Linked DNA regions of Homo sapiens: region 1 is linked to region 2. A link is a loop called in an ENCODE intact Hi-C map of the cell type or tissue named here. Cell type or tissue: ascending aorta. All regions are shown on one strand. Links, peaks and the distances in the headings refer to the core of each region. The heading gives the core; the rest is flanking DNA.

What was found. Peaks named below come from ENCODE experiments on the same cell type or tissue, not always from the same donor. Only the 100,000 strongest peaks of a DNase experiment are listed, where the experiment ranks them.
Region 1: a loop joins it to region 2, with 3 times the contacts of the local background. A loop is called at or near these places in 4 of 110 quality-filtered maps.

What each region holds. Positions count from the first base shown.
Region 1 is chr11:10,561,806-10,567,412 of GRCh38, forward strand. It overlaps LYVE1 (lymphatic vessel endothelial hyaluronan receptor 1), which reads right to left. Exons shown (of 6, transcript NM_006691.4): 2 at 2,398-2,569; 3 at 2,135-2,274. All of the region lies in intron 1 of IRAG1-AS1 (IRAG1 antisense RNA 1), which reads left to right. Among named protein-coding and RNA genes, the nearest start is that of LYVE1, 4.1 kb to the right of the region's middle. In ascending aorta, for the core only: a CTCF peak has its summit at 3,055 (motif pointing right); no DNase peak of the experiment used is centred there; H3K4me3 peaks cover 1,087 bases; H3K27ac peaks cover 2,299 bases.
Region 2 is chr11:10,403,889-10,409,495 of GRCh38, forward strand. The region is part of intron 2 of CAND1.11 (a long non-coding RNA gene); the gene reads left to right. Among named protein-coding and RNA genes, the nearest start is that of AMPD3, 49 kb to the right of the region's middle. RefSeq lists enhancers at 4,929-5,429, 5,430-5,607. In ascending aorta, for the core only: a CTCF peak has its summit at 2,426 (motif pointing right); a DNase peak (open chromatin) is centred at 2,483.

The DNA.
Region 1 (5,607 bases), core at 2,094-4,593, 160 kb after region 2:
AGCATCAGCTGGGGTTGGGGGGTGGGCTAGCAGAGGGATAGCATTAGAAGAAATACCTAACGTAGGTGACGGGTTGATGGGTGCAGCAAACCACCATGGCACATGTATACCTATGTAACAAACCTGCACATTTTGCACGTGTATCCCAGAACTTAAAGTATAATAAAAATAAAATAATAAAATAAAATTATCTCTGGAAAAAAAGAAAAGAAATACATGGGATGGGAGTACAAGTTAAATGAAACCATGAGGAAATAGACAAATCCAAGTCCTCTTCCTCTGGCTCTTCTCTGTTTAGTCAGAGGGCTGGGTATCATCACATTGCCAGCTGGCAGGAAGGCAGTTAAAAAGCAAAGCCATTTGACAGGCATGGGCTGGCTATGAGGTATGCAGGCATATGTAGCTCACCAATTCCCCAGCCAGTGATGATAGACCAAAGAGGCAGAGAAGGGAAGGAAGATGGGAAATACACTGTTAGGAGAAGCCCTATGTTTCAGTCTTGATTCTGCCACTAACTGACCGTAGGACCTTGAACAAGCTAAGCCCGTGTTCTGAACTGTAGTTGTTTCATCCATGAAGTGAGGGAACTGGTCAAAGTTTCTCCATGGGCCTTTTCTGTGCCAAAGCCCTCTGGATCAGGGAACTACTTGGATCCTATATTGCCTTTCTGGGACAGTTTTTGCTAATATTGGCTGGTGCACATTTATCTCTCGGATCTTCGAGAATGATCTTGAAATCTATCCTGTGTATGACCTCTCAGCCACCTAACCTTCAGAAGGTCAGATAGATGAGTATGTGTGAAAAGTAATAATCAGACAGGGGTCCTTATGACAAACTGAGAGCAAGTGAGTATTTAGTAAAAGAAAAACTTTAGGAGAAGTACTTAGGTGAAGCACTTGGGCTAAGGCAGCCAAGGTCTTCAAGCAAGGTTAGTGGGTGACTTCATGACCACGAACAAATCAGTGCTGCCCTCCAGGTGTCAATCTTTTCCTTCATAAAGTGGAGACTGGGTCTGGTTCTTAAAATTATAAAGGAATGTGGAACAGTGGAAAGAGTGCGGTTTCAGAGTTAGACCTGAGTCTGAACCTTTACAGTAATGAGACGTTAGACAAATGTGTTTACATCCTTTGAACTCGGTTTCTTTTTTTTTTTTTTTTTTTTTTTTTGAGACGGAGTCTCACTCTGTCGCCCAGGCTGGAGTGCAATGGCATGATCTTGGCTCACTGCAAGCTCCGCCTCCTGGGTTCATGCCATTCTCCTGCCTCAGCCTCCCGAGTAGCTGGGACTACAGGTGCCTGCCACCACGCCTGGCTAATTTTTTGTATTTTTAGTAGAGACGGGGTTTCACCGTGTTAGGATGGTCTCAATCTCCTGACCTTGTGATCTGCCCGCCTCGGCCTCCCAAAGTGCTGGGATTACAGGCATGAGCCACTGTGCCCGGCCTGAACTCGGTTTCTTTATTTGCAAAGTGGGGATGATAAAGCATATCTCATAGGGATCTGTAGATTCCATATAGGTGGAAGCAACCAACCTTGGATTGAAAATATTTGGGAAAAAAAGAAAAATAACAATACAACAATAAAAAAGCAAATAATACAGTACAATGACTGTTTACATAGCATCTACATTGTATTAGGTATTATAAGTAGTTTAGAGATGATTTAAAGTGTACAGGAGGATGTGTGTAGGTTATATGCAAATATGACCCCATTTTATATCAGGGACTTGGGCATCTGTAGATTTTTGTATATGATGGGGTGCCGGAACCAATCTCCCACTGACACTGAGGGACGACTGTGCATCACTTTGTCCATAATGGATGCATTACATACATCTGTACCTTTGTTCCTTCCCTTCTGCCTGCTTATCTTATAGGATGCAGGGATGGTGGCAGTGGTAATTGAGCCTCCTGAATGTCTTCTCGTGTGTTGCCATTCAGTTATATCTCTCCTAACTTTTTCCTTTGAGGGGCATATTGCCACCCCTAGCCTGGCCAGAGAGACAGTGTCGGGAGAATTAGATGGCCGTGGCTGTGATTGCTTCTGCTGCTGCTCAGGGTTACTCTTCCCAGACAGGTCTCAGAGTGAGAGATACCCAGAGAATGCCACGTGGAAAGGTTGCAGATCAGACTCACCAGATGAGTTGTAACAATAGGCTGCAAACTGTCGGCTCACTGGAACCTTCCAAATCAGGACACCCACCCCATTTTTCCCACACTTGGGGTTTGGGCTAATCCTAGAGATGACCACGAATCCATCTCCAACCCAGCCATAGCTGTAAAAGAATACACACTAGTTGAACAGAAAAATGATTAGAAGGCTTCATCTCTATTGCTGAACAAGAACACAGAGCTAAAAAAGAACTCCAGCAGTGACAGTGAAACCAGCTTTTTCTCACCTGCAAGTTTCAAAGCTAGCTTTCAAGGCTGTTTCAACTTGGTCCTTGCCGGCCAAACTTAGTCCCAGCAGCCTACAGGCCTCCTTAGCTTCTGTGAAATTCAGCTGCTGGTTCGCCTTTTTGCTCACAAGGGTGATCCCCATAATTCTGCATGACACCTGGATGGAAAGCTCTGCAAAGGAATCACATAGGTCCTCAGTTTGCTGCTGTCCTTGTTTCCAGCCCTTAGACTCTCCTTCCCAGCAGAGTATATCGTCCTGATGCGCAGGGAGGTCTATCTGGCTGGGACTGGGGTTTAGAATAACAGGACACAGACCAGGCATTTTCCACAAGGACCATCTGCTGGGCTAGATGGATGCTTGTTCTTGTCCAAGCTGTAAATGTCGCCCAATCAAAATCTATCCCATCCCACTGCATTAAGATGCCTTGCTCACCATATAGGGGCTTTGGCTACCTGTTGTTGGGGTGCAGTCTAAGGGATGCAGTTACTGCAAACCTTTCTGGAGTCTGTAAAATGAAGCATCTGAGACTTTGAGAAAGATAGAATTCAGGGCTCTAGTTCATAGAATAGTTAGCAATACCCCAAACCAATGTGGTTTGGGGACACTACTATTTGTGAGATGGGCTGAAAATGTCACACTTGTTATAAAAGAATGTGAGTGCTCTCAGTTCCAGGTCTTTTGGCCACTGGGGGACAGGCTTACTCAGAAGTTCCTGGAGGAGCTGGCAGTAAACTTTGAATGGCAGAAAAACTAAATGAAGAAAGCAGAATTTTAGAGTCAGACTTGGGCTTAGATCTAGCATATGTCATTTGCTAGCTCTGTGACCTTAGCCTAGATACTTCATCTCTTTAATCTTCAGCTCTTTGAGCCTCCTTGTTTATAAATTCAAGGGAGTAACAGTGTCTACTGAATAGGGTAGTGAAAGTTAAGTGAGTAAATTCTAATACAAATGTTTAGCATAGTGCCTGCCACATGGTAGGTGCTTAATAAATCCACATAACATTATCATTATCGTTAAAGCATTTTGGTTTTGGTCTGCTAATGATTGATTACCCCACAGAAGCTGAGGCTGTTGAATAGGTAAGATATGAATAATATTTCTACTCAAAATCTAATGGATTTGGGAATTCTTTTGAACCCTTTTCTCTGGGTTCTGGGATGTACAGACCTGTATAAAATTGCCAAGTTGTATTGTATTCAAATACATTATTCCTACTGGGCTTCATCCACAAACATCCATAAAAGGGCATTTAAATCTCTCAAGTAATTGCTTGTACGCAGCTCTGTGTATTGGATGCTCAGTCAAATGCTTTGACCACTTCCTAGGTTGATATCTAATGGAAGTTTCTTTTTGAAAACATGGAAGGAGCATTTCTAAGTCCTCCATATGAACCTTGCTGTGGTGGCAGATTAGGAGCACACACTCAATTATGCCTGATTCTAAAACCCCAGTTCCTCTTTTTTCCTTCTTCTTTCCCAAGAGATGGATCTTGCTATGTTGCCCAGGCTGGTCGTAAATTCCTGGGCTCAAGCAATCCTCCCACCTCAGCCTCCCTGAGTAGCTGGAACTACAGGTGTGCACCAGTATGGCCAAGCAAGAACCCCAGTTCTTTTTTTTTTTTTGAGACGGAGTTTCACTCTTGTTGCCCAGGCTGGAGTGCAATAGCGTGATCTCGGCTCACTGTAACCTCCACCTCCTGGGTTCAAGCGATTCTCCTGCCTCATTCTCCCAAGTAGCTGGGATTACAGGCATGTGCCACCAAACCTGGCTAATTTTGTACTTTTAGTAGAGACAGGGTTTCTCCATGTTGGTCAGGTTGGTCTTGAACTGCCGACCTCAGGTGATCCACCCACCTTGGCTTCCCAAAGTGCTGGGATTACAGGCGTGAGCCACTGTGCCTGGCCCTTTTTTTTTTCTTTTTTGAGACAGAGTCTCGTTCTGTCACCCAGGCTGCAGTGCAGTGGCGTGATCCATGCTCACTGCAACCTCTGCCTCCCGGGTCCAAGCAACTCTTGTGCTTCAGCCTCCTGACTAGCTGGGACTACAGACGCGAGACACCATGCCCAGCTAATTTTTGTATTTTTTGTAGAGATGGGGTTTCACCATGTTGGCCAGGCTGGTCTCAAACTCCTGACCTCAGGTGATCCACCCACCTCGGCCTCCTAAAGTGCTGAGATTACAGTCATGAACCACCGTGCCCAACCCGGCCCCCAGTTCTTAACAATGACACTGTTTTACCTTTCACAGTGCTATAAGGAAATGAACACACACAGACACACACACACCCCTAGGCTGAACTCCCTGAACACACCGTTTGCTCTGAAATTTGGCTCTTTTAGCTCATGAGCTTGCTATTGCTCAGGTCTCTTATAGCTACTTCTTTGGGAATGGATTGCAGAGGTTTATTTGTCACATTATCAATTGGTCTTACTACCCTCTCATCATATGTCATTTGTACTCTAAATACTATTATTTAGAGGAGTGATAGACTTATTCTAGGTGGATAGACTTAGCTTTGAATATTTTTTCTATTGTTAACTGGCTGTTGCGACATCAGGCAAGTCAGCATTCTCATCTGAAAATGGGGATGGATATATCTTCTTCACATGATTTTTATCAGAATTAAATTAGATAACTTGTACCTAGCAGAGGCGGGGCCCAGTAGGAAGTCAACAACATTAGTCATTTTATGCTTTCCTATTTCATTTAGGGATCAAAAGAGGGAGCTGGAATTTAAGGGAGTACTCCAGTAACTCCTTCCTTAAGATTTCTCAGGAAACAGCAAACATAGTAGAAATAGTGTATGCTTAGGAGTTAGATATAAGGATGTGGAATCAGATAATAGCATATGCTTAGGAATCAGATAGGGCTGAATTCAAACCCAATATTTATTATGTACTGCCTGCATGACATTGGGCAAGTCACTTCACCTATAAACTGTCTTTTTGAGAGGATTAAATGAAATTGTATATACACACCTAGCTCTGGATCACTATATACTTGGCCCTCAAATATAGTTCCCACCCCTATTCACTTACCTTCATCAACTACTTTATTCTGCAGTCATGGTTATGCTGACTTTTGGTTGTTTCCAAAAATGTAATTTCCCTAGAAAATCTTTTTCCCTTGCTGAGGATAGTCCAGAGTGTGATGGAGTCATTTTCAAAAAACAGTGTCCAATAGTTTGAATAATGGCAGCATTGTGGG
Region 2 (5,607 bases), core at 1,457-3,956:
TTTACATGTTGTGATGATAAACAACCATTCACATTGTTTCTGGTGTAAACAAACCTACTGCACTGCCAGTTGCACAAAAGTATAGCACATACAATTATGTGCAGTGCATAATACTTGACAAGATAATAAATGACTATGTTACTGGTTTGTGTGTTTACTATATTATACTATACTTTTTATCATTAGAGTGTACTCCTTCTACTTATAAAAAATTGTTAACTGTAAAATAGCCTCAGGAGGTCCTCCAGGAGGTATTCCAGAAGAGGACACTGTTAGGATAGGAGATGACAGCTCCATGCATGTTACTGCCCCTGAAGATCTTCCAGTGGGACAAGATGTGGAGGTGGAAGACAGTGATATGGATGATCCTGACCCTGTGCAGGCCTAGGCTAATGTGTGTGTTTGTGTCTTCGTTTTTAACAAAAAAGTTTAAAGTTTTAAAATTTTAAAGAGTAAAAAAAAAGTTTATAAAAAATAGATGAAAGCTCATAGAATAGGATATAAAGAATTTTTGTACAGCTATACTATGTGTTTCAAGCTAAATGTTATTACAAAAGAGTCACAATTTGCAAAAATTAACAAGTTTACAAAGTAAAAAAGTTACAGTAAGTTAAGGTTAATCTATTATTGAAGAAAGAAAAAACGTTTAAAACAAATGTAGTGTGGCCTCATTGTACAGTATTTATGAAGTCTACGATAGTGCGCAGTGATGTCCTAGGCCTTCACATTCACTTACTGATCACTCACTGACTCACCCAGAGCAACTTCCAGTCCTGCAAGCTCCATTTGTTCATTTTTTAGTCTTTTATACTGTATTTTTACTGTATCTTTTCTTTGTTTACATATGTTTAAATACACAAATCCTTACTATTGTGTTACAGTTGCCTACAATATTCAGTATAGAACATGCTGTAGAGGTTTGTAGCCCAGGAGCGACAGGCTATCCCATATAGCCTAGGTATGTGGTAGGCTATACAATCTAGGTTTATGTGAGTACACTCTGTGGTGTTTGCACAACCAAATCACCTAAAGACACATCTCTCAGACCATATCCCCATTGTTAATGGATGCTTAACTGTACTGATAATACCTAATAAAATGTAAATACTATGTAAATAGTTGTTATACTCTATTTCTTGGCAGTAATGAAGAGAATAAAAGTCTTTATATGTTTAGGATGGATGCCACTTTTTTTTTCGAATATTTTCCATCCACACTTGGTTGCATCCATGGCTATGGAACTCTTGGAGATGGAGGGCCAACTATATATAGAATTGTAGTTAGTGGCCGGGCTTGGTGGCTCATGCCTGTAATCTCAGCACTTTGGGAGGCCAAGGCGGGTGGATCACTTGAGGTCAGGAGTTCGAGACCAGCCTGACCAAAATGGTGAAACCTTGTCTCTACAAAAAATACAAAAATTAATTGGGCATGGTGGTGGGCACCTGTAATCCCAGCTACTTGGGAGGCTGAGGCAGGAGAATCGCTTGAACCTGGAAGGTGGAGGTTGCAGTGAGCCAAGATCTCACCATTGCATTCTAGCCAGGGTGAAAAGAGTGAAACTCCATCTCAAAAAAAAAAAAAAAAAAAAAAAAATAGATTGTTGTTTGCTGGATTTCTACTCAATAGAACAGAAATTACCTCAATAGTAAATATTCTATAGTTCTCATTTCAGATGAAAATTCAGCTGTTCTCAACGACTTTTTTGTTGTTTGCATAGGTGATCCTCAACTTTGATATGTTCTAATTTTCATGCATGTATCTTTCACTTCTGTGACTGTATACTGATAACTCAAACAGATACTTCATCCTTTAGTTGATGGGTGGTGATTTTACCTTCCCTCTTGTGTGACCACTTGCTAAGTGCTGCTGCTTGGGGATAAAAGGCTGGGTTTCTACAGAGACAAGGGGTATGGGAAGCGTTTATGGTACAGCTGCCCCCCTTTCCCTCTGTGTGCCAAGGGAATCCCAAATTTTCTGAATGCCTGGAGTTTGTCGGTTGATAACAAATTGTTGTACAATGAACAATTAGGTGTTTGCTTCCCAGGCCCATGCTCCCCTCTCCACCACTACAGTCCTTGCATCTGGTAAGGGTGGGAAGGGGGTTCAGTGGCCACTGGTCCTAGGTGATGGCAAGGGTGGTGTCACTGGCTGGGGATGGTGGAGACTTTGCCGTGCCACAGGGGTGGAGAAGATGAGGGCAGAGAGGAGAGGTGGAATCATGGAAGAGAAGCCACAGGCTCGACCTCCCAGGCACCAGGGAGCAACAGAGGGATGCTTGTGAAAGTTTTTATCTGTCAGGACCCAAGATAGCTATAATGCATGTGACAGGGATGGCAATTTTGCAAATATAAAACAGATATATTTAATTACTCATTACATCACTGTTTTCCCTCTGAGATCCAGCTACAAAAATTATCACTAGAGGGCAGGAGAGGTCTCTTTAGCAAGAAACATGCGTCCTAGCCCAGGGTACTGGCTTCTCCCATAGTGTGGGGGCAGTGCTGACTAATGCTTCCCTGTTCACAACACGCTTAGAAAGTGAGAATATGCGTGTGGCACACTGGGGTCAGCTAAAGGGGATTTGGGAATGCCTACATGGGAGCTAGTGAAAAAAATTCACATTTTCTTCATGTTATATTATTACAATAATATACAAAACAAAATATTAAATGTTGAATTTATATAATATTCTAAAGAAAATCATTTAAATATTTTATTGTTAAACATGAGCTTGCTTCAAATTAACATGTCTTTTTTATGTAGTTTTAGGCTTGAAATGGCTACATGGAATTTCTGATCAAGATTTTTAAGGGTTTCTTCATTCTTTTTTCAAATTTCATTTGTTTCTAATTTTTAAATGTTTATAGATTTAGTGGGTACAAGTGCCATTTTGTTACATGGATATATTGCAAAGTGGTGAAGTCTGGGCTTTTCCTGTAACTATCACTTGAATAGTGTACATTGTACCCATAATCATCATTAACAGGAAATTTGTTTGTACAGATTGGTGATAAAAAGTTAAAAACAATTTTGCACCTGTTAAAAAATATATACCAGTTGAAATCATATAGAGACTATAACGGCATTTTCTTTTTTCAAACAACAAATGTGGTATTGAAATTTTTTGGGATGAGCATTGGATTTAGCACCCTTCAAACCTTTTGGATTCTAGTGCACTTAGGTAATGGTGAAGCCCTAATCTGCAGAATACACATGCAATTTTACATCAGATATCCTGCAGGCAGTGTGGAGGTGACTAAAGAGGCTCATCTACTGAGAAAGACAGGAACAGCCCATATACATCGAGTGACTGTTGTCCTGATTTGTCCTGAAGGGCTCTGATTCATTCTTCTGACATGACATGACTATCCAGAGCACTTCCCTTTGCTAAAAAACAAACAAGAAGCGTGCCAGTTTGGTGTTCATACACAGTGTGGATGAATCTCGAAACATTGCCCAGAATGAAAGAAGCCAGACACAAAAAAGTACATGCTGTATGATTCCATTTATTTGAAATTCTAGAATAGGCAAAACTAATTTGTAGTGATGGAAGACAGATGAGTAGTTGTCTCAGGCAGTGGTGGGGGTGAGTGACTGCAGTGGGGCATATGGGGCATTTGGGGGGTAATGACAACATTGTGTATCTTGATCATGGTAGTGGTGACACTGGTGGATCACCCATGTATACATTTGCAGAAACTCATAGTACTATATAGTTAAAATAGATGCATTTCATTATATGTAAATTATACCTCATTAAAGTCGATTTAAAAAAAGAAAGTATACTATTTTGGACAATGAATTTTATGGTTTCTGTACATAGGCGTGAAGACAGATTCAGGGCTGCCATTTCTACTGTGGCTGCCAGAAGCTCCCTCCTGCTCTCCTTGCCCCCGGCCCCATCCCTCTTGGTCTGTGCTCTGTGCTCACCCGACGCAAGGGACACACACTCCTCCAGTGGGTTTCTGGCTCTGTCCATGTGGGAGTGGCACACTATGCAGCAAGCTGCCAAAGGACGTGTCCTCGCCGCTTGGGATGAGATCACTGTCCTTGCTGTTTGATGGGGCCCACTCTTGGCTGCCCTCCAAGGAGCTGTAGGTGAGGTTCTCCTTAGAGGTACCCAGCCTGTGCACTTTGGCTGCCCTCTCACCTGAGGACCGAGGGCATCACCATTGTGCTGCATGCCTGTGGCCCATCTGAAGCACTTCCACGGGGAAGCTCTGGCCTAGGGAAGGTACCTGTGCCTGTCCCTAAGGCTTTCTCATGAGGCTAGAGTAGAAAGGGGGAGGATCTGACATAAAGGAAGCAAATAAGCACCCATTTCTTGGTCCCAGGGAATTGTGGGAGGAAGAAGGAGGGAGGACAGGAGATGGTGGAGAGTGGAGGGCAGTGGCGGGGGCAGTGCAAGGAGAAATGGAGCGGGATGGGAAGAGAAGTTGAGAGTGGTCAGCCAGATGGGTCTTAAATTCCCTTTCTGGGCTTTGGTCTAGAGCAAGTGTTGGCGAACTATTCTGTAAAGGGCTAGATAGTAAATGTCTGAGGTTCGTAGGATCATATGGTGTCTGTCACAACTACTCGACTCTGCCATTGCAGTGGAAAAGCAGCCAAGGACAATGGGTAAATGAATAAATGTGGTCATGTTCCAAGAAAACTTAATTTATGGGTGGCAAAATTGGAATTCATGTAATTTTCATGTGTCACAAAATATTCTTCTTTAGATTTTTTTCTCAACCATTAAAAATGTAAAGACAATTTTTTTTTTTTTTTGAGACAGAGTTTTGCTCTGTTGCCCAGGCTGGAGCACAGTGACATGATTTCAGCTCACTGCAACCTCTGCCTCCCAGGTTCAAGCAATTCTCCTGCCTCAGCCTCCTGAGTAGTTGGGATTACAGGCACACACCACCACACCTGGCTAATTTTTGTATTTTTAGTAGAGACGGGGTTTTTAGGCTGGGAGCCACTGCGCCCGGCCTAAAAAATGTAGACAATTCTTAGCTCATCTTCCTCATAAAGTGGGTGGTGGGCCTAATTCGGCTGTTGGGGCATCGCTTGCCAACTCATGTATTTAGTGTGGGGGGTCCTGAGGGTGGAGGACTTAGGGAAAGGTGTGGCTCTTGGAATTCTGAGTGTCAGCATAGCTGCTCCCTTCCCTCACTCCCTCTGCCCTTCTCCATTCACCAGGCATCTTATCTGTGTAACCCACAGATTGTAATTATGGGTTCTCAGGCCTGCACCCCAACCCAGGGGCTGTGCCATGCTGTGTGTGCTTCATAGCTGCCCCTCCTGGACCTAGTGCAGGGCTGGGCCCAGAGTGGGCCTTGATAACATTTGTTGTCTGGAATTAAATCAGCAGCTCACTAGTGGAATCTGCCCAGGCCTGGCTAGAAACTGGGAGCTGTAGCCAGTCCCTCCTGCCCTGTCCTCAGGGGCCCTCAGCCACCGAGGATGCCTGCCTGTTGCTACGCTGGAGAACATTTTGTCATGTTTACTAACAAGGAATCCGAGGGGTGGAGTGGGATGGGGACCAAGGAGGGTGTTCTGTAACACCACAGGGCAGAGAGGGATGGAGATGGACTCAGGGACAAGGTCAGGTTACAGAAATGGACT